2 separate regions of the Mus musculus genome follow, and region 2 is linked to region 1. A link is a loop called in an ENCODE intact Hi-C map of the cell type or tissue named here. Cell type or tissue: heart. All regions are shown on one strand. Links, peaks and the distances in the headings refer to the core of each region. The heading gives the core; the rest is flanking DNA.

What was found. Hi-C counts contacts between places; a loop is a spot of excess contacts. Peaks named below come from ENCODE experiments on the same cell type or tissue, not always from the same donor. Only the 100,000 strongest peaks of a DNase experiment are listed, where the experiment ranks them.
Region 2: a loop joins it to region 1, with 2.3 times the contacts of the local background. A loop is called at or near these places in 9 of 42 quality-filtered maps.

Annotation. Positions count from the first base shown.
Region 1 is chr4:62,512,643-62,519,928 of GRCm38, reverse strand. Alad (aminolevulinate, delta-, dehydratase) reads left to right here. Exons shown (of 12, transcript NM_008525.4): 1 at 1-69; 2 at 5,669-5,855; 3 at 6,347-6,397; 4 at 6,962-7,058. The coding sequence starts at 5,743. Among named protein-coding and RNA genes, the nearest start is that of Alad, 3.8 kb to the left of the region's middle. In heart, for the core only: a CTCF peak has its summit at 3,628; DNase peaks (open chromatin) are centred at 2,628, 3,178, 3,648, 4,278 and 1 weaker place; H3K4me3 peaks cover 3,402 bases; H3K27ac peaks cover 3,228 bases.
Region 2 is chr4:62,423,827-62,431,112 of GRCm38, reverse strand. It overlaps Prpf4 (pre-mRNA processing factor 4), which reads right to left. Exons shown (of 14, transcript NM_027297.3): 14 at 4,123-7,286. Rnf183 (ring finger protein 183) reads left to right here. Exons shown (of 3, transcript NM_001379625.1): 2 at 554-635; 3 at 2,512-3,573. The coding sequence starts at 2,554. The coding sequence ends at 3,126. Among named protein-coding and RNA genes, the nearest start is that of Gm30589, 7.0 kb to the left of the region's middle. In heart, for the core only: no CTCF peak of the experiment used is centred there; no DNase peak of the experiment used is centred there; H3K27ac peaks cover 522 bases; H3K27me3 peaks cover 295 bases.

The sequences.
Region 1 (7,286 bases), core at 1,994-5,993:
TTGCGCTTTTAGAGCGGGAGAGCGCGGTGTCCAGAGCCCGGCTCGGAGCGGCGGCGAGCAGCGTCCTTGGTACGTGAGCAGGCGCCGGCCTCTGGGAAGTGGCGGGTTGAAGGGGGACGGGACCCCAGAACAAGGTGAGGTGCACCCCTATGGCGCTGTGTTCCCGAAGCTCTGACGCTGTAGCGGAGACGCTGTCCCTATGCACCTACTAGAGTGGGCGGGATTCTTGCCGCTACAAGGTCTTGCTGCGTCCGGGATTCGGGACTCAAAGATGGGCTCCACCCGCCCCCTTTCTCGGAGGCCTCAGGGGTAGCCTCGGTTTCTGCAGAGCGCGATCTGTCTGGCAGGCTGGAGAAGTGGGGAAAACAATAAGGGTCGCTTGTGCTAGGTCTCTCCTGCTTCTGCTCATTCAGTCATACAACGATCCATTGAGATCCGCTTAAGACCCAGACCACATGAGAAGAAAAGCAGTCATGCAGCTTGAAACAAGAATTTGTCCCCATGCCTTTTAAATCCCAAAGTCACATACTAACCACCCTGCTACCAGCCGTGGCCAGGTCTAGGTTAAACCTTTCTTCCCCTACTCTCACCTGGAATCTCTGTCGCCTCTTCCATACTGGGACTATAACGTGTGAACTCTGTCCTTCTAATGCCAAAAGTCCTGGTGAGGACTGAGGGCTGCTAGACTCCAGAAGTTTGGACCATATTTATAGCTGACCTGCTGTATGAGACCTGCCCTTCTCGAGTTCAGTTTTACAGTTGTTTGATGTAAAAGCTCTCAGCCAGAATATTTTAGCAGTCTGTGGAAAGGCAACTCCTAGCTTGAAATGTCTAGACCCGGGCAGCAGGGGGGATTAAGCGCCCACACTAGATGAGGTCTAAGGTCTCTTCTTTAACCCCTCCTAACACCGTGGCAGGTGGCAGCTAGAGTGTGCAGGAAATGCAAATGAGCCACCGGGCAGTACCTTTTCAGAACTGCCCACAGATGCCTTTCCTGGGCCTCTTTGGGCTTCAGATTTCCCAGCTCTGAACCTTCTACCTAGCTGGCCCTCCTGACTTGTCTCCTCCCTAGCCAGGGCAGAGCCTGCTCGAGCTGGCACCACTTCACTACTATTTATGCCAAGAGCACAGCCTCCGGAATTCTTTGTGGGGTACAACCTGGGAGCCCAGGCTCTGAAGCTTTCTCTCAGCTGCTCCCAGTGGCAGTCTCACTCCCAGGTTGTGGGATGCTACCTCCTAAGGGAGGTGAGACCTTTACAGTCTTTCAGAAAAGCTACCCCGCAGTGTCTCTAAGAAACTACAGTGTTCCTTTTCCTTCTTGTCTAGTACGTGCTGCTGGAGGGCGGCTAGCCTCTCTCACCTCAGGCAGTGGCTGGAATGTATGTCCTTCCCTAGGTGTGGCGAAGGGTCAGACACAGTACAGCCTACTCATCCCAGCTCAGCACTAGCCATACATTTAGCGTTACTTGCCGCTGCTACCGTGGTGTTAGACATACCTCATCAGTAATCTGATCTTCACGCAGGCTTGATAATATCAGCACATTTTAAATCTTGAAAGAAAAAAAAAAAGTGGGGGAGGATCTGAAAGGCCTTGCCCGTCGTTATAGAATCGACTCTGGGATTGTTTGGCCCAGAAACAGTTGTTTCTGCAATACCTTGTACAGCTTGCTAGCAGAGTGAACCTGTTGTACAATGGGAGAGAAGGTAGCCTGGGCCCCTGTGGTCTTGTGTTCCTGTATTCCTAGGCCCCTGTGTTACTGTATGAGGCACAGGGTTTAAGCTCAAGTTTGCAAACCCCCTTAATTTGTGGAAAGTGCCCTGCCCATGTTTGGAAATCTTCCAGACTCTGAAGGACTTCTCTCAAAGAAAAACCCTGATCTAGAATTGGTTCTATAAAACAGAAGCAACTCTGGGCACCTTCCCACTCTATGGACGTTCATTAAGCATCTGCTATCACACGCTGTATAGTACAGGGCCTTGGGCTGGAAGTCTCAGGCTAGTCCCTACCTCTGCCTTACTCACTGTGTGAGTTCAGGTGGCCTTCCATCCCTTCATTTCTCCTATCAAACTGTGAGGGATTGAATAGAGCTTTTTTTCTTTTAAGTCGGCACCAACGTCTCTTTCAGTTTCATCTAGTGGCCAAAATAAAAACCTGCATCCGGGCAGGAGATATCTCAGTGATCAAGAACACATGTTGCTCTCACAGAGGACTTGGGTTTGGTTGACTCAACAGCCATAAGCAACACTAGTTCCGGGGACCACACAACCTCTTCTGAATTCTGTGGGCATTGCAAATATGTGATACATATGCATGCATGCAAGCAAAACACTCCTAGCCATAAAATAAGCCCTTAAAAGTTCAAAACAAAGCAAGCAAACAAAGCCTAAATCAAAGTTGGACTGTTCTGGCTGGGAATGTAACTCAGTGGTGGAGCGTAGGGGTCCAGGGGTTCCCCACCACAAGCAACCAGGAACTGCTGAGGTGCGCCTCTGCACACGCCTCTCCTCTCTTCCCCTCCTTCCCCTCCCAGCTACCCTGAAGTAAAATCTGGGCAGCGCAGCTCCTCCGTGGCCCTCCAAGTTTTACTTATGGGCAGATGGCCTATCAGCGTTGCTCCCTTAAGCTCTTAAAGGAGATGAGTGAACGCCAGGGAATGCAGGTGTGGACTCCAGAAGCCAGGGCCTGCTACAGAGATGATTCTGGGGCAGAATATGCACCTGGTTCCAAAACCTGACTCCAATCCAGAATGGCATTGAGCGAGTTCCATAACCTCTCTGAGCCTCTATTTCATAATTGCTAAGAGTTATGTTGATTTCGCAATGTAACTTCAATGAGATAAAGTACTGCCTTTGGCACCTTGCACCTAGGTAGAGGGAGACCAACTGGAGTCCAGCACAAATTCAGATTCGGGGCTTTATCATTAACCAGCTATGTCATTTTGAGCAAATAGTTGTACATCTCAGGGCAACCTCCTGGCAGATGTGAGAACCAAATTCTGCACAAAGAGTCTATATAGATAAACTCTCGAATGTGCTGAGTGTGTTACTTAGGAGCCAGAACATCTCTAAGGAGGCTTGGCCTCTCTTGTGTCCTGTGAAGAGGCTGGCCCACCCAGGGGTGTGGTGGCAGGGTTGGTCCTTGTGTGGTTCCTGATAACCTCAACCCCAGCAAGGAGGGAAAGGGGATAAGGTGGGCCCCTGAGCTGCTTGGGAGGGAGCTGAAGGAGCCTGAGAGAGTGGGAGCACAGCCAGGCACACTGAAGGATCCCCTGGGTTCTGGGCTTGTTTTCACTGGTAATTTGCTGTAGGACTTTGGTGAGTAGTGCCCCCTCTTGATGTCCCCTTTGTTGGAGGAGCAGAGATTCAAGCCTTCCAGCCTCTACTGTCTGTGGCTTTCTCTCTCTTTCTTCCTTTCCTTTCCTTTCCTTTCCTTTCCTTTCCTTTCCTTTCCTTTCCTTTCCTTTCCTTTCCTTTCCTTTCCTTTCCTTTCCTTTCTTTTCCTACTTGGCTGCTTAGTAGCCAAAAGGAAATGTCTAAAATGGAGCTGGCTGTCCAACTCTGAGTCCCACCACCCTCTTCCTGCCTTGTCCCTGTCTCTGCTGCCCCCTGGGTCAGAGCATCCGCCCTAAGGGACAGCCTCTTGGCTGCCTCCAGATGGCCCTTCCTCCTCCGCCTCCTGGCCTCCCATGGCTCCTGTGCTCCTCTGCTTCCTGTCTGCTCTCCTCAGCCACAGAGTTCTCTCAAAGCCAGGCTCTGGCCAGACCAGTGCCCTATTTGCTGCTCAGAACTCATCCCTGTCAAAAACCCTCCACCCCTTCTGTATGACCCCTGCTACATCCTCAAGACTTCAGACCAGTCTGCAGTCATCCTCATTCACTTTCGTAAAGGAACACTCTCTTTATCCTTGCCAGATTCACGCATCTTGCAGAACAGAGCCCAAGCCCTGTCTTCTACAAACTCTTCTGCCCTCCTCTCTGGGCCCATAGATCATGTAGGCTTGGGCTGCCAGGTTCTGCAGTACACTTATCAGCCCTGCCTCCAGGGACTGGCCTATGACTTCCAGAAGGCACCTATGAGGGTATATTGGTGGGCTGGCATACAGTAGGTGCTCCTGAAATAATGTGACACCCGGGTTTCCTTCAGTCTTCTATCACTGACTTGGCATGCAGTTATTGTCTCGTTCTCAGCAGGATGAAATATCTGCCCTATGCTAGAGTCAGTGTGTGGGGAGGGCTGGTGTGGGAGGTGGACATGAAGTCAGCACAGTCCCTGCCTCCTGCAGAAGCTCTGTCAGCTAGCCACAAGATAAGCCAGTGCCACAAGGAGCTGTTATATAAGAGAGATTATGAAGTGGGCAAGAAGGAAGCTGTGGCGGTGGGAAAGGGAGAAGTTGGTGGCATGCTTACTTGAGGGAAGGCTGCACAGTGTAGGGAAAGGTGATAGCATGGCATCACAAAACAAGTGCTTGCCTAACGTGTGTAAAAGTCTGGGGTTCCGATCTCATCGTCATCCCTGCACTTGGGAGGTAGGCACAGGACAATCGGGAGTCCATGGTCATCCTTAGCTACATTCAGGAAATTCAGAGCCAGCCCTGTCTCAAAAGAAAACCAACAAAATGGGGGAAGGAGGGGAGACAAGAAAGTACAGTGTAGGGCACTGATTGGCCAGCACAGAAGGCTCCTTGGTCGCAGGAGCTCTAAGAAGCCACCGACCGGGACGGTGCATGTGCCTGTCCGCGTCAGTCATACATACAGTGCTTGGTACACAATGAGCCTACTGCCTCAGCCCACACAGCAGGGTCTTAGCAGTACTTGGCACTAACAGCAAAATTCCAGGGCATCTTAGTTTCTGCTTATCTAAAATTCTTGTCAAGCAAGTTTGAGGCCAGCCTGAATTACATAGTAAAACCCTGTCTCAAAAATCAAAGCAAAGCACTCAGGCTGGGGCTGTAACTCAGTAGTTGAATGCTTGCCTGACATGTCCATGGCATCACAAAAAAAAAAAAAAATTGTAACCTCTGAATCCGCCATAATTGTAGGCGTTTTTCATGGAGTATTTGAAGTTTAAACGCTGCGGTGATCAGTGCTTCTCACAGTGAACACAGGAAGAATCGACTCGGTTTTTCTTTTATTCCTAATTTTCTGATTCTTTGCTAGGACACAATTTACAGTTATTAGAAAACTAGTGGGGGGGGGGGGGGCTGGTGATATGGCTCAGTGGGTAAGAGCACCCGACTGCTCTTCCGAAGGTCTGGAGTTCAAATCCCAGCATCCACATGGTGGCTCACAACCATCTGTAACAAGATCTGACTCCCTCAAAAAAAAAAAAAAAGATCTGACTCCCTCTTCTGGAGTGTCTGAAGACAGCTACAGTGTATTTACATATAATAAATAAATAAATCTTAAAAAAAAAAAAAAGAAAACTAGTGGGGTTTGTTTGTTTGTTTGTTTTTAACTAGCAGTCCTGTGAACCATGGCCCAAATACTATTATGACATTGAAATTGCTTTGAAGGTTCTACAGGTATCCCTGCCTTACCTTGCCCTGGAGAGGGAGCAATTGATAAAACCACAGCATGAGGAGCAGAGGCTGTAGAGGGCGGGAGGCGGGACCGTGGGAGCCAGCCGGCACCCCAGGCACATGTCTTTTGTTTCCTGGTGCCCCCTACAGAGCTGAGGCTGCAGCAGACACCCAGGAGCCGCCACTCCATCCAGCAGACTTCTCTGTGTTCCACTGCCCCGACCATGCACCACCAGTCTGTTCTGCACAGCGGCTACTTTCACCCACTGCTTCGGAGCTGGCAGACTGCTGCCTCCACCGTCAGTGCCTCCAACCTCATCTATCCCATCTTTGTCACGTGAGTCCCCCAAATGGGCCAGACCCTGGATCTGCCCAGGGTAGGAGCACGTGTGTGACTGGAACAGGCAATGGGATTGTTGGGAGGAGGGGGGCCTTAAAGTGGGCTGTGGGCTGGAACAGAAGGTTTTGTGAGTGGCCTGTGAGGTTAAGGACAGTAGTCTTTGGAACCGTACAAGCCCTGAAATGAAGATGGCATGTCTTGGCCAAAGTCACTTAAGTCAGAATGTATCTAAGCTGGGACACAAGGACCCTGTGACTTGAGAGTCCAAGTCCTCCCAGTGATTACTGTTCTTATTGCAGTTCTCACTGCCACATTGTTGTTCCTGTTGTTATTTCAGGCCCTGGGCTTGCCCAGGCACGGGAGCCACACACAGGATCCTATGCACTCCCTCCATCTCTACTTCCATGTCTCTTCTCATCCTTCCCAGGCACTGTTGCCACCACCCCTTCCCACAGCCATCAATCCATAGCCCTCCCTTGCTCTTACAGGGATGTTCCTGATGATGTCCAGCCTATCGCCAGCCTCCCAGGAGTGGCCAGGTAGGAGGTGTGGTGACTGTCAAGGGGATGGTAAGAGAAGAGATTTCACGGGTGAAAGTACCAGGAAATAGAAGCACGCCCAGCAGGTAGCAGATTTGGAAAGGCACTGTGGAAAGAAGGATTTCATGGGAGACTAAGCTGTTAGCCAGTACAGAAGACGACCTCGTAAAGTGACAAGCGTTCTATCATCGGGGACATTTGTGGCAGAGGCTGCTGCAGGCAGAATCTGGGCTTGAGTGGGACTTGAGTAAAAGCCATGGAGTAGTCTGCCACAGCTAACTCTGTAGCACTCTGTTTATGACCCTGTTTGCCCACTCCTGTGGTGGGTATGTTACTGCTTATCCCTGGTCTGTGGGTCTTGCACTCTGGGTTCCTGCACAGCTTGGCTCTTCACTGAGCGTTTTGCTGAGGAGCTCTCACATGCTAGCCAGCCTGTTCCCACAGAGCCGTAGCCCCAGCCTACAGCCAGGCTTTTAGCAGAAGCATTGTTTGAAGGGGTGGAGGCCTGCGCAGGGCACCTGTTACCTTAGCACTTTACATTTCCTTACCCCGTCCCTCCCCCAGGTATGGCGTAAACCAGCTAGAAGAGATGCTGAGACCTCTGGTGGAAGCTGGCCTGCGCTGTGTCCTGATCTTTGGCGTCCCCAGCAGAGTTCCCAAGGTGAGAAATGGAAGAGTTGAGAGGGGAAGATGAGGACTGGGCACACTCTCAGTTTGTAAAGTGCGTGCTGCTCCAGCTTGAGGGCCTGAGTTCAGTCCTAAGACCCGTGATGAAAGCTGAGCAGAACGTGCAGAATGTGATCCGGTGCTGAGAAGGCAGAAACCTGGGTCCCTGGGGTTTGCTGGACAGCTGGTCTGCCTGAATTGGGGAGTTCGAGGTTCAGTGAGA
Region 2 (7,286 bases), core at 1,297-5,296, 88 kb after region 1:
AACTAGCTGTTGTAGCCATAACTGACCTACATTTCCACAAGCCCAGGCTGGACAAACAGCAAGTTCAAGGCAGTCTAAGCTATCTCAAATTAAAAACAAATGAAAATAAGTCAAGGATGAGTTATACCCCCATCAATAAAACTCAAATGAGTTTTGGGACTTAACAGACTTTGCCTCCTGCCTTTGCTGTGAGCACTTTGGACTCTTGCTTTCCCCAGCCCTTCAGCCATCTGCCTTTCACTTCCTCACACTGGCAGAACTCACCTCTGGGCTGGCATGCTCTTCCCTCACTCTGTCTGTCTGGTTCTTTTCAAGACTGTGTTAGCAATCACATCACCTCTTTGGAGAAAGCTTCCATTTTTATTCTTTATGACATTAATTAAAGCCATGTATTTCAGTGGGTGAGATGGCACATTCTTTTACTAATATAAAGGTATATAATATATATGGAATATATTATAATGAAAGATATACACATACAGTATATATTATAGTGAGATCTGTTATTTCTTTGTTTCTCATTACTCATGAGATATTGTTTTTGCCTCAGCAGCCTATGAATGTCATGAGAGAAAAGAGAAGGTCAATTTTATTCCCCTCTATCTTTCAGTACCTGGTACAGCACCTGGCATGTGGTAAGCACTCAGTGACTGGGTAGGTGAACAGCTCATTGCATGGGGCATCTGCACAAATCCTAGGGGCCCTCCTTGCTTTGGTTATGGCTGTACCATCTCTCCCTGAATATCATTTCCTTAAAGATGAAACATTTTCAGAGCTTCATCTTTAGAGCAGAGACTAAGATGTAGATAAAGCCAGGAGGCCCGGGGTAAAAGTGGACAGAGGTTTTGCTTCAGACATCAATTTGGTCAGGGAACAGAGCATCACATAAGTTCTCTAAGGAACTGGAGCTACCCCGAAATCTTCCCTTACACAGTTCCTGGGTCTTTACTGACACGAGGAATCTCAGGGGAACAGGAATACTTTCTATTTAGCTCTTTCCACATACCCTGCAGGTGGACATACCCTGCAGGTAGACTGAATGGACGCCTTCTGTGTTTGTAACTGTAGAATTCCAAAAACATGTCCCAGTGTCACCCCGGTGTTGTTGTAACTAGACGGAATCACTTCTAGTTTCCATGTAAAGCGAATGGTTTCGATGGAGAAGTAGTTTTAAGTACATCCCCACCCTCGTCCCCTCTGACAGCAACTCAGCTCCTCAAATAATTTAAGTGAACAATATAAGCAAGAGATAAAAGTTAAGAGTTTCCGCTTAAAATGAGGAAGCAGAGACAGAATGCTTCTCTTCATGATTGCTCTGGGACTGTTGACTGCCCCTGTCCTAAAGGGTTGCCTATTTTGGCTGCAGCTACCAAGTTAAAAGAGGAGGTGAGAAACAGGCTTTGGGGAATTTGGTCGTCAGATCTTTCAGGTGTATGTAGCAAGCGTAGCATATGGCAGGCAGCTCCTGTGCGCAAGGAGATGCCAGCCTTTCAGAAAAGAAACGAGGGCCCAAGAGAGAGGAGACCCAGAAGACTTATCCTCATGGTGATCTAGAAGTAGGAAACTGTCACCCTTTCCTTTCCAATCTGGTGATTTCAGGTATGACAGGGGCCACCTTTGGACCTGTATCTACATTCAATTGCTAGCCACACCCTGTGTGTATCTGGGGGGGTCTGTTAGGGGGGATTCATGACTGCTTCTCTGTGTGTCTCATTTGGGTCTCCCAGGCACCACTCTGGCCTTGACTCCAGGCAAGTGTGCTGAGGCTGCAGCCAGGGCTACCTAGCAGCTCCAGGTGCTGTGAGCATGCTGTCATGGAAACGGCCCTGGGGTTGGTGGCAAAGTGGCAGTTTCCCAAAGCTAGGCGGATTCAGGAGAGGGAGAGACAGGGGAAACTCTGACCTTTCAGAGTGGTCTTTCCGATTCCCCTCCTACAATTCACAGAAACCCAGGTGGGTGTTGGGAGAAAGTGGGAGGAGACAGGGGAGGCAGAGAACTAGGAAGAGACACACAGAGCTGGTCTGGGGGGCTGAGTAGGGGAGTCTTCTCAAGAACTGTTCACCAGGACTAGTCAGTTGAGTGTGAAAAGCTGGCCACTGGCCCCAAAGGAAAGAGCAGAGAGGGGGCTGGCATTTGTCTCCAGAGGAGGGACAGAGCCCATCTCTGCTCTAGTCAGAGACTTGAGTTTGCAGGGAAGGAAGCACCTGTTCTTTAGCATCTCCAAAGCCCCAGCGCTGTTCCTTCCGCTGCCTTCTCATTCCGGTGCTGCTAGAAAGGTAACCCATTGGGTCGCTCAGTCCTCCACCCTGGGCGGTGGGCAGCTGTGTAGCATCAGACTTGAGTCTGTGACCCAGGCCTGGATGCTCTTGGACAAAATGCATTCAGACATCCATTCCTCCACCTGTGACATGTGGGTGGATAGCTTTTATCCTCTCAGAGCCGAGAGCTGCAGACCAAGTCCAGGGACAGCAGCACTCCATGGGTATACTTTCTCTTTCTCCCTCCTAACAGGGCATCCTCTGGAGGTTCCGGCTCCCTGTATGTGATCAGAGGATGAGCGAACCACAGGGCCAGGAGCTCAGAGCCGAGTGCCCTGTCTGCTGGAACCCTTTCAACAACACATTCCACACCCCCAAAGTGCTAGACTGCTGTCACTCCTTCTGTGTGGAATGCCTGGCCCACCTCAGCCTGGTAACCCCAGCCAGGCGCCGCTTGCTCTGCCCACTCTGTCGTCAGCCCACCGTGCTGGCTTCAGGGCAGCCAGTCACTGACTTGCCTACAGACACTGCCATGCTGACCCTGCTCCGCCTAGAGCCCCACCATGTCATCCTAGAGGGCCACCAGCTCTGTCTCAAGGACCAGCCCAAGAGCCGCTACTTCCTGCGTCAGCCTCGGGTCTACACCCTGGACCTTGGCGCTGAGCCTGGGAGCCAGACTGGGCTCCCTCAGGACACAGCCCCTGACACCAGGCCGGTGCCCATCCCCAGTCACTACTCTCTCAGAGAGTGTGTCCGCAACCCTCACTTCCGGATCTTCGCCTATCTGATGGCTGTCATCCTCAGTGTCACCCTGCTGCTCATCTTCTCCATCTTTTGGACTAAGCAGTTCTTTTGGGGCATGGGGTGAGCACTCTGTGTTCCAGGACAAGGAACAGAGCCTTTCTCAGTGGTTGCTGGACCGAGGACTATTGCGAATCCTTTGGTGTTACCGTTCTTGCTCATTTTACAGCCCAGGGGTCTGCTAGGTCTATCTTGGAGAACAGAGACGGCCCAACAGGAAGAGAAGAGCTAAAGGACCAGGGACCTGATCATAAACTACGGGGTCATGGAGGGTAGAGAAGCAGTTCTATGGCTACATAGCAAGTTGTGCCAAAAGGGCTGGACAGCACCACCCAGACATCCAACTAGTTGAGAGAGCTCGGAGCCTCTTTCACTGGAGCAGTGTTGAGCTGTTTGTGTGTTGCTGATAATTCTGGAAAGTGTTTCAATTCTGTGGGCCCACGTGCTTGTCTCCCCTTTCAGCCTTTCCTGATTCTTGCCACAGTTTCCAGTAAAGCTAGCCTGCATTCTTTAAGTCATTGATTTTTTTTTTTTTTTTTCCTTACACAACCTTTACTGGGCAGACTGAGAAGGAAGAAAAGACAGAATGGTCCAGAGGTGGTAGGTGAACACCCTCAGGGGAAGGGAGGGTGTACAGGGTGACATCTTCAGATGGAGTGAAGAGATGAATGTAAAGGTGAAGGAAGCCAGGGTGACTGGGAAGAACTTGGGGTTGAGGTAACCGTCTCTATTCCTCCCGGGCAGTGCGTGCAGGACAGATGGAGCCTTGTTCCATAGTTCTGCCCTTATAAGCTAAGGCAGACTACCTGGGCAGAGGTGATTCAGCTGCCTTCTCAGGCTTGAGCAGTGTGGAGTGCAGGAAGTGACCTTGGGTTTCTCTTCATAGGACAGAACCTAAAATTAAGCCCAGCTAGCAGCTGCTTGACACTCTGCCACATAAATGTTGCCTCTTTGGTTCCGACATGTCCTGGCTTCCAACTTTGAAGCCATCTCAAAGTGTCTAAAACACAATTAGAAAAAGAGGTTTTTTTTTTTTTAAATTTATAGACTAAGCTGTCAGAGATCAGAACTTGAGTCAGTTTTATTTGCTCTAAAGAATATTTCCACAGAAGTATTATTTATTTATAACTTCCTTAGAGGCACAAAGGAGTAAGATATTATAAAATATATAAATTATATTTTGATTTAGTAAAACCAGACAGTTTTAAGCTCCGATGTGGAGATTTCTCCACTAGAAAACTGTAAAGGTACCCACATTTCCTCCTGAGACTATCACCTGTCTCCATTGACCTCATCAGGTAATTGCACTGATAGTGAACCTCACATTTCCTATCAACTTCACTTCTCTACACATTTTTGCTTACCTTTGTAGCAAGCACGTCTGGCAACATCTCTCTATATTCTATGAACTAAGAGGGACAGGGGCAGAGAAGAAATGGAAAAAGTCCAAGAAGGAATTTCTCCTCCTCCAGAGACCCTGGCCCAAGGAAGCAGATGCTGGAGCCGAGGCTCAGCCTAGGGTTAACCTTGGAGTCCCTTTCCTTCAGAATACAACTTACATTCTCAGGATGCCGGGGAGTACCAAAAACTAGTAGTTTGTTATACTGAACAGATTTTCTTTTCTTCTTCCTTCCTTTTTTTTTTTTTGAGACAGAGGGTTAGGATCTTAGCTCTTACTTAGCATTTGTTAGTTCTAACCTTGGGGCAGTGTTAGTCACCACAATACCTGTTAGAGACAGCTGGAGGGGAGGTTGATTGGGGCTCAAGGTTTCAGAGGGTACAGAGCACAGGGAGGAGCCTGTAGCAGATGCTCACCACACCAGAGCATACCAGGAAGCAGAGGGCAGCTGGAGATAGAAGCTGGGCTAAAAACTTCCGACAACCCTGTGTTGGTGACTTATTTGTACCAGCCAGGTCCTATGTCCTGAGGGTTTAATGGCACAACAGTGCCGGGATATTTCAGAATCAAATCCTAGCAAGCAGTCTCACCCACTTACATTGGCAGCACTTCCACTGGGTGTGCTTAGATTAGGGACGGAGGCCTGCAGCGGTGCCTAAGAAGTATCACCTATCCTAAGATTCAACTCTGCTAAGCTCCAAATCAAGACACAGGAGTGGGAAAAGTCCACTGTTCATAAAGTCAGTGATTTGTCCATGGCATCCACAGGCAGAGAGGTAAAAAGGCTGACCAGTCAGCAATCAGGCCACATGCCCGGTCCTGGTCTTGCCAATGGCCAACGTTCTCCATAAAGCACTGTGCAATCATTTCATACTGGTTCACATAGTTCCACTGCTTACAGCTGGGTAATTCAGCAGTTATTCAAGTCCACCCAGCAACCTTAAAAGAATGAATTCTCTTAATGTGCCTGATGCACCACTGAGGTAGGGTTAAATGACAGTGGTTCTGCCATTCAGAATCCACTATTTTCTTACAGTGGTTGAAGAAATGGATTACTTCCCCAGACACTTGCTCGGCCTAAGGCTTACATGGAACATTTCCAACTCGAATGCTCTCTTGGATCAACCGAAAATTAAGTTCCTAGTAAGGTTCAGACCAGAGAACTCAAATGTGCCAGATCCCGAATGCAGGGCTCTATGCCAGTCTCATCATTTTACAAACACTGTAAGATGTCAAGAAAATGGTAATTTCATAGAACAGGTTAAGGGTGGTTAAGTGCCAAGTGAAGGGAAGGCCTGAATGGCGTAACAGCCACATATACGGAATATACTTGGTTATGACTGGAATCACATGTTTAGCTGGGTGTGGTGAGCATACTTTTAACTTAGAAGGCAGAGGCAAGCGGATCTCTGAGTTTGAGGCCAGCCTGGTCTACAGTGAGTTCTAGGACAGCCTGGGCTTCACAGAGAAACCAGCCCCTCCCCAAATGTTTTGTTATATACCATATATTCATGATCTACAGAAGAGCAGGGCAGAACAGGAAGCCGATGGTGTGTAAACTTCCAATTCTGGAGAGGGAATTTCACACTATACACAACCTTCTCTGAAATTACTGCTCTGTGCGGATTTACCGTGCAGTTCTGGAGTGCAGCAAGGTGAAGCCAATCACTGACTGATGAGGAAGAACTATGGAACCCAGACACACCTGAAAACCTGGTGTTCTCCTGGGCCAACAACTCTACGTAAAGAAGCTGTTAGTGTCTGGATGTGACTGATGGCTTACACCTACAACTTACAGGACTTGAGATGCAGAGGCAGGAGGATTTTGACTCTGAGGCCAATCTGAGCTACACAGTAAGACCCTTTGTCACAAAAACCTGCTACTTCCTCCCCCCTCAAAAAACACCACAATAAACATCTGAATAAAGTAACAGAAAGTGGAACAATTCAGGCCTAGAATTACATTAGATCTCAAAACTAAAGAAGGGGATCTCTTTGGACAAATGGTTAGGTTCACAAAATGCTGAAATAGAAAATAATCCTTTCAAAGAGTTTTTATAGTAAGATTTTACTCTCAGCAAGTGTGTGTGTGTGTGTATGTATGTATGTGTGTGTGTATTTATATATAAAAGTTTATGTTTGGTAACACCCAAACATAAATTAGGATTTTTTCCAGTTCCTTTGACATGAAGTGTTCTTTAATACATAAGGTACACCCTTTAAATAACCAACAGGAAGGAGGCTGTACAACACAGACATCATGTTTGTTTTTAAAACCCCTTTGAATCTGGATACAATGGCCAGATTGTTTTGTCATGAAGGATATCAAACTTCAAAGCCAAAAGGAAGAGGCTCTAACTTGGCTCTAACAAGGCCAAGTGTGCAGTTCTGAGTCCCAGCTGCAGTGAACATCCTTCGTGAACACCACAGAAAGGGAAAATCTTTTTTACTGTGGAGCTATCACACAGCTGCAGTCTATGGCTCTGGTTTCATTCTCGGCGTCAGGAAAGGAGCTCGCCACAAATGGTGGTGACATGTCCTCATAACTGGGGAGATTTCAAATACAGTCCAGCTATCTTTTTTTTCTTTTTTCCTCGAGACAGGGTAGAGAAAAGGCTGTCCTTGAACTTGCTCTGTAGACCAGGCTGGCCTCAAACTCAAGAGATCTGCCCGCCTCTGCCTCCCAAGCTGGGATTAAAGGCATGCGCCACCACTGCCTAGCCAGTCCAGCTATCTTGCTTGCTGAATCACCCGTAGTCCCAAGCACATACCATGTTATAGAGAGCCAAGTTCAAGCACTAAAAATACAACTGCCAGGCACAGCAGCA